Linked DNA regions of Homo sapiens: regions 1 and 3 are each linked to region 2. The links are chromatin contacts, found by Hi-C or POLR2A ChIA-PET in ENCODE. All regions are on one chromosome and are shown on one strand. The core of a region is the stretch at or near the end of the contact, and the rest is flanking DNA. Distances in the headings are between cores, read along the strand shown. Region 1 has its middle 21 kb from the start of ZNF678. Region 2 overlaps ZNF678 (zinc finger protein 678). Region 3 holds the start of ZNF678 (zinc finger protein 678).

Region 1 (4,772 bases), core at 647-3,146, 64 kb after region 2:
CCTAAAGCATCCACATGTACCTGCATCCCATAGGGACCCACAGCTCAGGGACAGCCCCTGTGGACCCCCATGGTCAGGGGGTCTCCTGACCTAACCCCCAGCTCTCCAGTCCTAGCCATCATGTCTTTTGGGGACCACCAAACACTGGCCGCCGATGGCCCCCAAGAAGGCAGAGAATGGGCTGGTCATGGCAGCCTCAGGCCTGGGCCCTGACCCCAGGGAAACAGCTGGTTAGTTCTGATTTGGACTGAGCATTAACAACAGGTCAAGCCATGTGCACAAGTATTCTCCTCTATCCGGTCCAGCAGTAGGCTGGGGGACCCAGTGCAGCCCCGGGACCAGCCGTGCACAGTGGTTCCAGCAGTGTGGGGTGGGGATCAGGGAAAGGCCCCGCACTCAGCCAAAAGTTGACCCCTGACCTGTTCACCCACCCTGCACAGGGACCCCAGACTTCAGGCAGAGGCAGGCAGTGGAGTTGCCATCTCCTGGGATCCCATCCAGGGTCCACAGAGGCCTGAGAAATCCTGGCAGGGGCTGAGCTGGGGGAGTCAGGCAGGGGCGGGGGGGGGGAAGGCAAGTAAAGGGCAGCATGCAACTGGGCATGACTGGCACTAAGACTTCAGGGTCTAGCTGGCCCTGAAAAGGTGACAACAGGACAGAGTCCAGACGAGCCCCTCCACACCCCAACCAGCTGCCAGGCACACATGGTGCCCCTCACTTCCCCAGAGGCCCCAGGAAGGGCTCTTTCTTAATCAACACAATGGGGGCCCCACCCACACCCACACATGCAGTGGTGTCCACACATATCAGAGAATGAAATTCCTGCTGTGCCGATATGGGGGACGAATTTCCCTGCCCCCACATTCCCCAGCTTCATCCCCACATGGCGCTGAGCTTGGGGTGCCCAAGCCAACAGCCCATTGATGCAGCAACCCGAGGGATGCTGTGTCTTGAAGGGACCTGTGAGGCCTAGGGGGCATTTCACAATCAGAGCATTTCCCTGACTTTGTCATTCACCGGCCCTCTGCCTCAGTTTCCTCCACTATGACACAAGGAAGAAATCCTGCCCCACAGACCTGGGGTCTCAGCGAGGCCACCACACCAGGTTAAATGGCTGGAGTGTACAAAAGCCGGGATGAGAGTCCCTGCCCGGGGTATCTCGCCCTGGGACTGAGATCCACCAGTCCATGGCCAGGCCAGCCTGTCAGGGAGGGCTCCCAGTTCCAAGTCCCTGCAGTTGAGGCCCCCAGCGCATTGGGAGGCACAGGGTCGGGTGGAGTGGAACAACGCCCCATCATAAGAGCCCTGGGCAGACCTTAGAGAACAAGCATTAAACTGAGACTCGAATCTGAAGCCAGCTCCGCCAAAAGACTTGGCTTTGGGGTGATATGAGAGCCGGGGTCAGGGAACAAAGCGTTCTGGTTTTAGGCCCACAGGAAGATCTGTGAAGCGCTCTTGGGTAGAGCACACGTTGCCGGGTATGTGCTTGAAAAGAGCCTAAGAAGAGGGGGCGCCAGGAAGGAACCCCGACGCCTAGGGAGAGTCCAGCCTTCCCGCTTCAGCACCTGGCCACATTCCGCAGTTACCCAAGCCAGAAAAAAAAAAAAAAATCCAGAGGCCAGGGAGGCTAATGGGGCTTTACTGGGACTATTTGGCCTAATCCTCCAAACAACCCTGCCATAGCAGCCCATCAGTCCTCTGCGACAGGTGAGGAACCTGAGGTCCCAGGAGGACACCCAGAAAGTCTAGGCGGAGCCCCGCAGGCCTCCACACTTCCCCGCGTGGCAGCTCCAACCCCAGCTTTTTAACTAGTAAGTCACTCGAGCAGCTGGGCCACTTCCGCTCCCCCCGCGGGGAGGCAGCTTCGCGCTGCCGCCTGGCTGGGGACAGGGACGCCACCTCCCGCTGGCTGCCACCAGGGGGCGCGCCCGCAGGGTCCCGGTGCCGGGCGGCGCATGTGCAGCGGCCAGCGCACCGGCTCCTGCCCTCGCCGCGGCCTCTGCCAGGACCCCGACACCCCGCCCGACCCTACCCTCAAGCGGGGCTGCGGCCTCACCGTCTGCAACAGCCGCTCCGTCCGGCATTTGGCGTGCTCCCCGGGGCAGAGGCCGCGGTGTCCTCAGGCTGTGGCACCAGCCTGCGACCCCCACGCCCGGCTCCGGCCCAGGAGGAGGAGGGCGCTGCTCCCCGGGTAGGGCGACCGGTCACCTGGGCCGGGAGGGCGGCGCAGGGGCGGAAGCGGCTGTCCGGGCTGCTGCTTTGGACTTCTCCGCCCTCTGGCCGGCCCGGCCGCGTCGCCCAGGGCTCCAGGGCCGCCTGGCGCCACCCTCTCCCAGCGCCGCGGTCCCTCCGGTACCTCCCTGGCGGCTGCGGAGCCCTCCTGGGACAGGGTCCATAAACTCTCTAGAGCGGGAAGTCGCGCAGTCGCGGGGCCGTCACGGGGACCGCTCGAGATCCGAGCCCACTGGGTGCCCCGGACCCTTCTCTCGCCGGCCCGGCCCCGCGCCCAGACCTAGCGGCCGCTGGCGCCTGGCCCGCTGCGTGGGTCTTCGGTGAGCTAGCTGCCCACCCAGTGCTGCGGCCTCGGCTCCCGCATGCGCGCTCTGGTGGTTCCTTGCTAGGGGCGACCCTGTGGGCCAGCTTCCCACGCCCGGTCCCCAGGCCGCGCCCAACCCGGCTCCCTGGGCTAGGGTACTGGCTCCTCCTGGGGGCCGTGGGACTGGGAGGCAGGGGCGTTAAGGGAGACGGTGGGACCGAGGGCAGCCCCTGCTGAGTGCACCGCGAGGTCGAGCGCAGGCCTCTGTTGCACAGTGCGCGGCTTTTGCTGGGACTGTGCTGGGGCTCAGAGGGTGGTATCAGTGCCAGAGGCGATGTCAGGGAGGCTTCACCAAGAAGAAGCCGCGGAGCTGACCCCTGGGGTGTGAGCAGGTCTTCTTCAGGTGGAAGAGGGCAGGACCGAATTGCAGGTGGAGTCAACTGTGTTTTCGCACACCTGGGGGGTGAAGGGGACGCAGTCTGTCTACCTGACCCGTGAAATGTAGGAGACTGTACCCCAGAAGCAGCGGGTTTACTGCTGCATTGATTAACCAAGTCTGGAACAAACATGTAGCTAAGCTGCGAGTTCTGTGCCAGTGGTCCCAACACCCACTCCCCCAGGAAAACACAGCTTTGGAGGTTGGGTGCTTGTCAGGCCTCAGAATGGAGAGCAGGGGCCAGAGACACCAAGCAGGGGGAACCCACCCTAGGCCTCTTGAGGGACGACGATGTGGGGAGCTGGTGGCAGAGCCTGAGCTGGCCCGAGGTTGCATGGTGGGGACAGATTCGAGGCATAGTAGGGACTGGTGACCTCAGTTCCCAGAATGTCCCAGCCTGGCCTCCTGGTCCAGCTAGCAAGTAGTGGGTGCTGCCCTGCAAAGACTCTGGGGGTGCCTGGGCCCCCCCTCACCAAACTTGACTGGTGACTTCTGTGTTCATCCTCACAAGAAGAGGGATTTTCTCTCACTTTCAGGCAAGCCCAGGAAAGTCAGGGGCCTATGTGAGCCAAAGAGGAGAGAAGGCGATGCTTTAGCCCATTGTTTCTGCCCCGCCTGGTTTGTGGCCTTGGGGACTTGATTTGCACCACAGGATAAAGGGCAATGAAAGCCCCTCCCTGACTGGCTTCTCACTCCACTCTGACCAGCCCATTGCACAGCGCCCACCCTGCAGCTCCAGGTACAGCCTGTGCACCTGCAGCTCCAGGTACAGAGGCTGGGCTGGTTCTGGGCTGACCTCAGGGCCTTCTGATGGTTGCAACCCTCAGGATGCCTCATGCTCACCCCTTGGCACCCACCTGACAGCTCAGCATGTCTGCTATATGCCATCCTCAATGCCTGCTCTAGACAAGCCCAAGTCCCCCAGGAGTGGCAGAGGGAACTGAGCTGGGAACTAAGTCCCAGCTCACTGAACCCCAAGTGGGCCTCCCACTTTAGGTCACAGCCCCAGGCAAGTTCCCTTCAGGGATGTGATCCCAGGGGCCACAGCAGCACGTTCTGGCCTAACCTATTCACTACTCAATTAGTTACTGAACAGGCCAGGATGGGCATGGGCCCTGACATTAATCCCCTTTCTCTGTGAGGGGGCTGGATTGGGTTTGCCATCCTGATGTCTTTGTGGAAAGAGCTGGCAGGTGGAGCAAGTCTCAGGGGCCAGCCATAGGACAGGGAACCTAGGATTCGCCTCTGCTGGAACCCTGTGAGGCCCCTGCAGGCAGGAGGGTCCAATGGAGGTCCAGGCACCTCTCCCAGCTTGGTGTTCACAGCTCCTCCCTGGCCCACTCCCTCTACACTTGCACCTGCTGGTCTCTGGGAGGAGAGCATCCATCCATCTTCTGCATGTAGCTTTCTGCTGCATTTCCATGAGGATGGTCTCCTTGATAGAATGCCCAGCAGGGTGTCCTGAGCCTGTGCTGGCTGTTCTCTAAGTGCCAAGTCAGTGAGAGGGACTTGAAAACTCAAGACTTATTAACATTATTTTCTGGTAAAGTGCAGAAAAATAAAAAAAATAAAAATAAAAACCCTGCTTTCAGGGTTTTTTCCTTAAAATGTGTAAAAACAAATATTGAAATTTCTATCTTTTATATAATTTGGATTCTGTCATCACATGGACCTTTCATTTTCCTGAAATTTATTTTTATATATGTATATCAAACATTGAATTTTTATTTTCTTCTTTACTGAAATTGTTAACCGTTTTAGAGGCCAATTTTTTTTAAAAAAAAATCATACTTCACAAAC
Region 2 (4,392 bases), core at 849-3,348:
TATTCCCAAAAAATACATAAGTAAAATATTTCAGATAGATATTTTGTGGCTGACAATAGAGCCTCATGAGAAATCTCAAGTTTCTTATTCAAGAATAGCTTCTGAACCCAACAGTGTACCATATATTAGTAATAATTTGTAGAATGTGATGATTTTTAATATGTAAATAATTTTATGTGTTTAAGAAATTTCTATACGTATCATTTGCCAAATAATTTTCAATATTCAAAAAATAATTTTATGTGTTGAATAAATTTGTAAAGACATCATTCTCTACTTTACTGAATATGACCCAAATGAGTATTTATTTACCTATTTTAAGATAGCTTTGTTGAATTAACTGGATTCCAATCACCATGCTTCCTTCTTAGTACTCACCTAATCCTTAAAAAAAAAATCAGTTGGAATTTTCTACTTAACCCAAATGCTATTTTAAGTAACCTCAAATTATATGTGTATGTGGCTAGATGGCTAGATAATACTTTTTGGTTACAATTTACAATTTTAACTGGTACATTTTATTGTTATTCACAGAAAATGCAACCTGTAGGAGTTCTGCTTTCATAATATTATTTATACTTTTGGAGCCTTAAACTTTAAAGTTTTAAAGATTTTTTTTTAAGTAATCAAAAATAATCTGTATACTCTGGTTACCACAATAATTGTTGTTCATGTGTCTATCTTTCTAACTAATCAATGTTTCTAATAAAGTTAGTTAACATTTGTTGTGTCAATTTTTCCTATATACTAAAACAAATTATTTTATAATAGTTTTAATGTCCCCTATGAAAACTATAACTGTGCCAATTTATTTTCTGAATGAACGTATGTGCTATATATAACTAAATATATATTTGAATATATAACTAAATAATATAGCATATATTATAAATTAATACATATACAATATATAATAAATGTATATTATAAAATAAATATATAAAATACATATTATAAAATATAAATATATTTAAATATATAACTATTTAAAATTATATATAGTTATTTTAAATAGCTATATATTTAAGACGTACATGTAAGTGGCTTGGAAATATACATACTCTGTGCTATGTAAGTGTTAACCACTGATTCGTCAAATGATCAACCACTGATATCATTCTTTACTTACAATGTTATTTTGTATTTTTCTCATTACAAGTTACATTTCCTGTGTTATCTAAATACTGACACCAAAGAGGACAGTAGGCTGCCAGCCATCATTTGATAAAACTTAAAGTCAAATGACATAATCTTCTAGTTTATTTTAGGTGCATTTTTGTCTTATGCAAAATGACATGTCTGAGTGGTAGGTATGAAGTTGTAGCCTTGTTTTATTTTCTACAAAGACCCTCAGAAAGAGGGTATTAACAGACAGCCTCAAAGCCTCATTTTTTCACATTATTTTAAAATATCAACTGCCATGAGAATCTAGAGACACAGAACATTAGAAACTATAGACAAACGTATATGAAGACAAAAATTATAAAAACAAATTCTAGACAAAACAGGATGTGTTAATAGACTTCTAATAAATAAAGAGATTAAATCAATTAAAAATCATCATGTATAGAGTATCTCAGATCTGGATGGCATCACTGATAATTCTGCCAAATTTTTTGGAGAATTAATATCAACCCTTCCCAAATACTTTCTGTGGGGAAAAGAAAGATCAGATTGTTACTGTGTCTATGTAGAAAAGGAAGACATAAGAAACTTCATTTTTATCTGTACAAAGAAAAATTGTTCTGCTTTGAGATGCTGTTAATCTGTAACTTTAGCCCCAACCCCGTGCTCACAGAAACATGTGCTGTACTGAATCAAGGTTTAAGGGATTTGGGGCTGTGCAGGGTGTGCCTTGTTAACAATATGTCTGCAGACAGTATGCTTGGTAAAAGTCATTGCCATTCTCCATTCTCTATTAACCAGGGACACGATGCACTGCAGAAAGCCGCAGGGACCTCTGCCCAAGAAAGGCTGGGTATTGTCCAAGGTTTCCCCGCCACTGAGACAGCCTGAGATATGGCCTCGTGGGAAGGGAAAGACCTTACTGTTCCCCAGCCCAACACCCGTAAAGGGTCTGTGCTGAGGAGGATTAGTAAAAGAGGAAGGCCTCTTTGCGGCTGAAATAAGAGGAAGGCCTCTGATTCCGGCATGTCCCTGGGAATGGAATGTCTCCGTGTAAAGCCGACCATTTGTTCTATTCTGAGATAGGAGAAAACCGCCCTGTGGCTGGAGGCAAGATATGCTAGTGGTGATACTGCTCTGTTACTCTTTGCTACACTGAGATGTTTGGGTAAAGAGAAACACAAATCTAGCCTATGTGTACATCCGGGCACAGTACGTTCCCTTGAACTTATTTATGATGCAGATTCCTTTACTCACATGTTTTCCTGCTGACCTTCTCCCCACCATCACCCTATTCACCCCGTTCTCCTGCCACACTCCCCTTGGAGAGATAGTGAAAATGGTAATCAATAAATACTGAGGGAACTCGGAGACCGGCACCGGTGCAGGTCCTTGCATGCTGAGTGTGCCAGTCCCCTGGGCCCCCTGTTCTTTCTCTATACTTTGTCTCTGTGTCTTATTTCTTTTCTCAGTCTCTTGTCCCACCGGTGAGATGAGAAATACCCACCGGTGTGGAGGGGCAGGCCCCCTTCACTTTCAATAAAAAGGAGATAATAAATAACATATAAAAAGAGTTATACACCTTGACCAAGTGGGATTGTTTCAAAAACATGTAGTTATAACATCTAGAGAACAATTAATTTATCCATTTATGCTTATACTTCCACAAGTTTCCCCAATTTGTGTGTGTGTGTTTTATAAGTACACTTAACATGGCTATATTTATTATTCTCATAGTGGTGAAGTGTCACAGGAATATATCCAGTCTCATGAAATTGAGTATATTGAGCTTGACATTTTTTGTTTATCAAATATTTTAATAAAGCTGTTAATAATATCCATAAAATGTATCATAATAAAATAAAGATCAAGATGTGATAACATCATTGACAGAAAAAAATTTTGGCTAAATGTACTTTATGATTGTAATCCTAAACAAACTAGGAATTGAGGAGAACTTCCACAACCTGTTAAAGGGCACCTATATAAAATGTACGGTAAATATTACTTAGTGAAAAAAATGTTTCCTCCATAACATTGGGAACAAGACAAATATTCACTTTTGCCACATCTATTAAATATTGTCCTGGAAAATTTTGCTTTAAAAGTCATATACGAAAAGATAAAGAAAGTGACTCTACATTGTCTGAGTAAAATTCTTTTAATTTCTGAGACATTATTTCATATATAAAAGAAATCCTGAGGAGCTGTCTAAAACCTCAAAGAAATAAGTTTAGCAATGTTGCAGACTATGAGGTGAAGATACAAATATTAACTGTATTTCTGTACACTAGCTATGAACTTTCTGAAAATACAACAAAGAAAACTATATCATTCAAAATAAAACCAAATAAAAACTCTAAAGAGAAAAACCTTTTAAAAAAGTGCTAACTGGGCCAGGCGCAGTGGCTCACGCCTGTAATCCCAGCACTTTGGGAGGCCGAGGCGGGCGGATCCCAAGGTCAGGAGCTCGAAACCATCCTGGCTAACATGGTGAAACCCGGTCTCTACTAAAAATACAAAAAATTAGTTGGGCGTGGTGGTGGGCCCCTGTAGTCCCAGCTAATTGGGAGGCTGAGCCAGGAGAATGGCATGAACCTGGGAGGCGGAGCTTGCAGTGAGCGGAGATTGCACCACTGCACTTCAGCCTGGGCGACAAAACGAAATTCCATCTAAAAAATAAAATAAAATAAAAGTGCTAACTGAAAAAGAAGGTAATAAAAAGATAAAAACACATTTTTTAAAAGGTAATTTTAATGAACATTTTGTCACTGTCAAAAATATATATAAATTGTAAGTAAGTATATAAAACTACACTTAACATTAGTCATTAGAAAAATGCTAATCAAAACTTCAGGGAGGCCGGGTGCAGTGATTCATGCGTGTAAGCCCAGCACTTTGAGAGGCAGAGGTGGGTGGATCACTTGAGCCCGGGAGTTTGAGATCAGCTGTGCAACATGGTGAAATCCCATCTCTACTAAAAAATACAAAAATTAGCCAAGCATGGTGGGTGGTACATCCTGTAGTCCCAGCTACTCAGGTGGCTGAGGCAGGAAGATCATTTGAGATTGGGAGGTGGAGGCAGCAGTGAGCCATAAGCATGCCATTGCACTCCAGCCTGGGTCCCCAAGTGAAGCCCTGTCTCAAAAAAATAACCCTCAGGGAGATATCCCTTCTTATGCAGTAGAATGATTTAACAACAAACAAAAGTAAGCATTGGCAGAGATGTAAACATAGAACCCTCACAAACTGCTGATAAAACTGTAA
Region 3 (4,432 bases), core at 635-3,134, 43 kb after region 2:
GGCTTCAGTGAGCTATGACAATGTCACTGCATTCCAGCAGCCTGGATGACAGAGCAAGATCCTCTTAAAAACAACAAGTCAGGCGTGGTGGCTCGCCCCTGTAATCCCAACGCTTTGGGAGGGAGAGGCGGGTAGATCACGAGGTCAAGAGATCAAGACAATCCTGGCCAACATGGTGAAACCCCGTCTCTACTATAAATACAAAAATTAGCCAGGTGTAGTGGCGCACGCCTGTAGTCCCAGCTACTTGGGATGCTGAGGCAGGAGAATCGCTTGAACCCAGGAGGCGGAGGCTGCAGTGAGCCGAGATCACGCCACTGCACTCCAGCCTGGCAACAGAGCGAGACTCCAACTCAACCAAAAAAAAAAAAAAAAAAAAAAAAAAGCCGGGTAGGGAAAAAACAACAGGCCAGGCGTGGTGGCTCACGCCTGTAATCCCAGCACTTTGGGAGGCCAAGGCGGGGGATCACGAGGTCAGGAGTTGGAGACCAGCCTGACCAACATGGTGAAACTAAAATACAAAATACTAAAAATACAAAAATTAGCCGGGGGTGGTGGCGCGGGTCTGTAATCCCAGCTACTCAGGAGGCTGAGGCAGGAGAATCGCTTGAACCCGGGAGGCAGAGGTTGCAGTGAGCCAAGATCGCGCCACTGCACTACAGCCTGGGCTACAGAGCGAGACTCCTTCTTAAAGAAAAAACAAAAACAAACAAAACAACAACAGCAACAACAAAGAGTGCCCTCCAATGTTCTGTGAAAAAATGATTAATTAAAATATTGTGCCTGGAGTACGCAATAAAAGACAAATAGCTGACAGTGTTGTGAACTGAAGAGGTGATGGTGGTTTTTATGAATTTTGGAAAGAAACTGAAAATTTAGTATTTTATTGCAGGCCAGAGTCAGGCTGGGAGAACAGAGGAGTGGATTTAAGACCCTGCTTTCCATGTTATTTGGAAAATGCAGGGGAAAAGCAGTCTCTTGTGCAGTGTTAAAATAATTAGCAGGCAATTAGACTGAGGTGGCTCTAGTGTCTTGCGTTTCTACATGAAAAAGAATATTAATAGCTCAAATGCATTTCTTGTTAATGACTGCCTTAAGTAGAAACAAAATCCAAGTTCAACCAATCACAAAACTCCAATTAATCAGTAATTAAATAACCAGGAAATTTCCACCTGGACAGTCCAAATAAGGTGACTGTAACTGTCGTCAATTATTAAATTTGGCTTGCTTCCTCATGCACCTTACAAAAAAGTTTTTCCTTCAAGCACCTCCTCCATAAACCCACAAGCCACACACCATAGCTGGGCGCTCTCCCATTCATGAAACTCCCTTTCCTCAAACTCTTCAAAGCTTTAAAAGTGACTCCATTTTTCACAGGAAAAAGGATGGACTGCACAGCTAAGATAAGCCCCATGGAACAGCTCTTCCCACGCATGTTTCGCACACCGATTTGGCTTCTCCCCGATGACCCTCCCCTCTGGACAAAGCACACAGTCTGGGGGACCCGCGGGGCTGCGGCTTCATAGCCGCCCAGAGAGGCCGGGGCGGAAGCCGCGGCGCAGTGATGGGAGGAGAATCCCGCGGCGGCCTGGCCCCGCCCCTACCCAGAGGTGACAGATCCCACAGGTGCCAGCCGGGACTCCGGGCCGCGGACTCTAGTGCTGACGCCGGGAGGCCGGACCGCCATCTTGGAACACCCTCCCGGGAACTCTCACCGTTTTCCGGCTTTCGGGGTGTCCTGGCATCTTAGCTATGTAACTCCCAGTACCTGCAGGTCACAGGGAAACCAGACACTGCAGCAGCAGAGTCACCAGGGCCTCCCGCAGCTGGGGATAAATAGCCGAGAATACGGGACCAAAGCTCCAGCTGGAGCACAAGACAAAGGCCCCGCCAGATCCCGGAAACCCCCTCCGCCTCTCAAGCTGCGCTCCTGATTGGACAGTTCCCACGTCAATGTCCCTGATTGGACAGGGCTCCAGGACCCGCCTCCTTTGGTTATGAGTGACAGGAGATGAGGTCAGCAAAGGGGTTGAATGAGACTATTAACAAAATGGGCAATTTTTTTTGTATCCTTCCAAAATTGTTCCATGTCTTTCCATGCATACCATCTTTAATAAAGGGCGCACTCTTAAGCCAATCTGCAATCTCTGTTCCTGAGTGTCTAAACAACGTCATCATCATCTTCTGTTGGAGAAAAACCTGAAGATGAGTTTTCCTCCCAAAGCACAGAACAGTCAGAAGCCGAGGCGTGCTTGGGAATGCTGGCGGGTGGAAAGGGGAGGCGCATTCCGGTGCGCCTGTGGAACTGTCCTTGCAAGCAGGACCCAGGTCCAGAACAGCTATGCAATGCATGTGTTTCTGACCAAAGGGGGCCTGCTGTCCACCCGCCTCTTCTGCTGGGCAGGGCAGCGCATGGTTGGGGTATTTACACCCAGGCAGGTGTCCCAGGCCAGTCCCCTGTCAACCCATCATAATAAAAAAGTCAGAATCTATTTTCAAAAGTATATTCAAAAGCATATGTTTAGGATACCTACCTGAGAGCATAGACTAAAGTTGCCCTGATTATACATTCCAACTAGTAACCATTACAAGTGGGTTTTAAGAAAAGAGGCAGTTCCTAAAATTTTCATCAAAAATTTACATTAAAATCCAGAAGTCACTGACTGGCTATACATTGTTCTTTGTATCACAAATTCCAGATGAGACAGCTAGTTAGGAACAACATACCTTTAAACAATTGCCCCTGGGAAAGGGTGTGGAGATGTGTCTCAAATCCCATACTCAAGTCTCTCTGGGCCAGAAAAATCTTCCGTACCTCACAGAGCTTCAGCTACTTAGAGCTATTCTTTTCTTATCTCCATAGTCAGTACACTTGGACCCTTAACAAGAAATAAGTTCAAACAGAAAATTTGCCAAGCCACAGGAATAATGGCCTGTCAGTGCCCTTCAGGAAGCTGATTGTCACTTTCCTTCAACACCCTTTCCACAGCTTCCCCCCAACACACACACCCTGGATCCCGGGAGAGAGGGGCTGAGACGCACCCAGACACACCTCGCTGCCCCTCCTGCAAACATACACCCACACACAGACACACAGACAAAGACACAGACACAGGCAGCTTGAAGGAGAGCAAGAGAGAGGGATGGAGACATAGAAACGGAGGGAGAGAAAGACAGTGATAGAGAGGCAGAGTGAGTCAGGATTGAGAGAGAGAGAGAGAGAGAGAAGGCTACAGAAAGAGCACGAGGTGGAGGGGGAAGAAGAAGAGAGAGGATGAGGGACTTACAGAGCCATAGAGCCTTGGAGAGGGAGTGTTCTGCTCCGGTAGACAGGGCCCCTTTGAGCAGGACAGGGTAGGGTGGAGGGTGCTTGGGCTGGGCCAGAACAGGGTGGAAGGGCTAACGGAGTGACCCAACAGAGCCCTGAGACGTATTTTTTGTTGGATTGGTTGCTTTGGTGGTGCGTTTCATAGGACTTTTCCTTTGTTGGCTCCTCCCTGTCCTCTTGGTGCGGTGGGCCCCGAGATTTGTAGAGTGCAACCGTCCCTCTAGCGAGAGCTGTGGCACCGAGCATGCCCACGGGGCAGAGGCCTGGGTCTGTCTCGTGTCCTCCGGAATGGAGTTTATACGAAGTTGGTGGCAATGGGATTCCGAGTGCACAGGGACGGTTTTCCTGGTGGCTGGAGAAGGCAATGTCCTTCCCCTGGGGAAAGTAGCCCATGCGTTCTGGAGCGGAGGTCTTGGCTGGTGTCTTGTGGGGCCCGCTTCCCCTGCCCGCCCCTTCCCCCGGCTTGGACAGTGCCAGCGGCGCTGGATGAGTGAATTAAATTCCCTGGGCGTCCCGGGAGAGGGAAGACACCCTGGACGGCAGGGAACCCGCCCCTGAGCCTTCGAGGTTGGCCCCGGCCCGGCCCTCCCCGCCCCGCCCCGGGCAGCGAGCTGGGCTACTGATGGGGTGGCTGCCAGGCGGAAGAGCTGGGAAGCTGCTAACTGGCGGTGCTGCAGTGGCGGACGCCCCACGAGGAGGTCCCAGGGTACCGCGAGGGCGCAGGCGGGCGGAAAAGGAGGAGCAGAGTCAGGGTGCGGTTGGGAGGCATCGCGATAAAAGGAGGAAAGTGGGAGGGACCGGGAAACCAAAAAGCCTACAGCACCCGTTATTCCCAGGCGGTCTCCCAGTTAAGTACTAACCAGGCCTGACCCTACTTAGCCTCGAGAGATCAGACGAGATTGGACGCGTTCAGGGTGGTATGGCCATAGACGCCTGGCAGCCCTAAGAGCTCCGCTCAGTCTTGCGCGCCCGACTCCAGGCATCCCGGCAACCCCGGGTCCACGGGGCTCGGATCAAGTACCCCTGAGCTGCTCGCCGGCGGCCGGGCTGGTCTGCTCTCCCCCTCTACCGGCCGCTCTCCCCCTCTACGCCCGAGCACCGTCC

What was found. A loop is a pair of places that touch in the nucleus more often than their neighbours do. ChIA-PET counts read pairs that join two places held with the same protein, here RNA polymerase II (POLR2A). Pooled maps may share reads with other maps.
Region 1: a loop to region 2 is called in a pooled map, with 2.1 times the contacts of the local background. The contact joins two enhancer-like sites. A Hi-C loop is called at or near these places in 2 of 50 pooled maps. POLR2A ChIA-PET finds 5 or more read pairs at or near these places in 3 of 52 experiments (MCF 10A, PC-9 and activated T-cell).
Region 3: a map of heart left ventricle shows a loop between it and region 2 (9-fold over the local background). The contact joins the promoter of ZNF678 here to the enhancer-like site in region 2. A Hi-C loop is called at or near these places in 2 of 168 maps with a recorded cell type or tissue (heart left ventricle and natural killer cell) and 1 of 50 pooled maps. POLR2A ChIA-PET finds 5 or more read pairs at or near these places in 2 of 52 experiments (MCF 10A and PC-9).

The regions. Positions count from the first base shown.
Region 1 is chr1:227,539,860-227,544,631 of GRCh38, reverse strand. No RefSeq gene overlaps it. Among named protein-coding and RNA genes, the nearest start is that of ZNF678, 21 kb to the left of the region's middle. RefSeq lists a silencer at 1,772-2,371. Within about 2 kb of position 1,896, at least 24 of the 41 ENCODE cell types and tissues checked have a DNase peak (open chromatin) inside an H3K27ac peak, as active enhancers do.
Region 2 is chr1:227,604,282-227,608,673 of GRCh38, reverse strand. The region is part of intron 1 of ZNF678 (zinc finger protein 678); the gene reads right to left. Among named protein-coding and RNA genes, the nearest start is that of ZNF678, 43 kb to the right of the region's middle. Within about 2 kb of position 2,098, at least 2 of the 41 ENCODE cell types and tissues checked have a DNase peak (open chromatin) inside an H3K27ac peak, as active enhancers do.
Region 3 is chr1:227,561,008-227,565,439 of GRCh38, reverse strand. ZNF678 (zinc finger protein 678) reads right to left here and starts at 1,884. Exons shown (of 4, transcript NM_001367909.1): 1 at 1,716-1,884. It also overlaps the pseudogene RNA5SP77. RefSeq lists an enhancer at 1,649-1,928.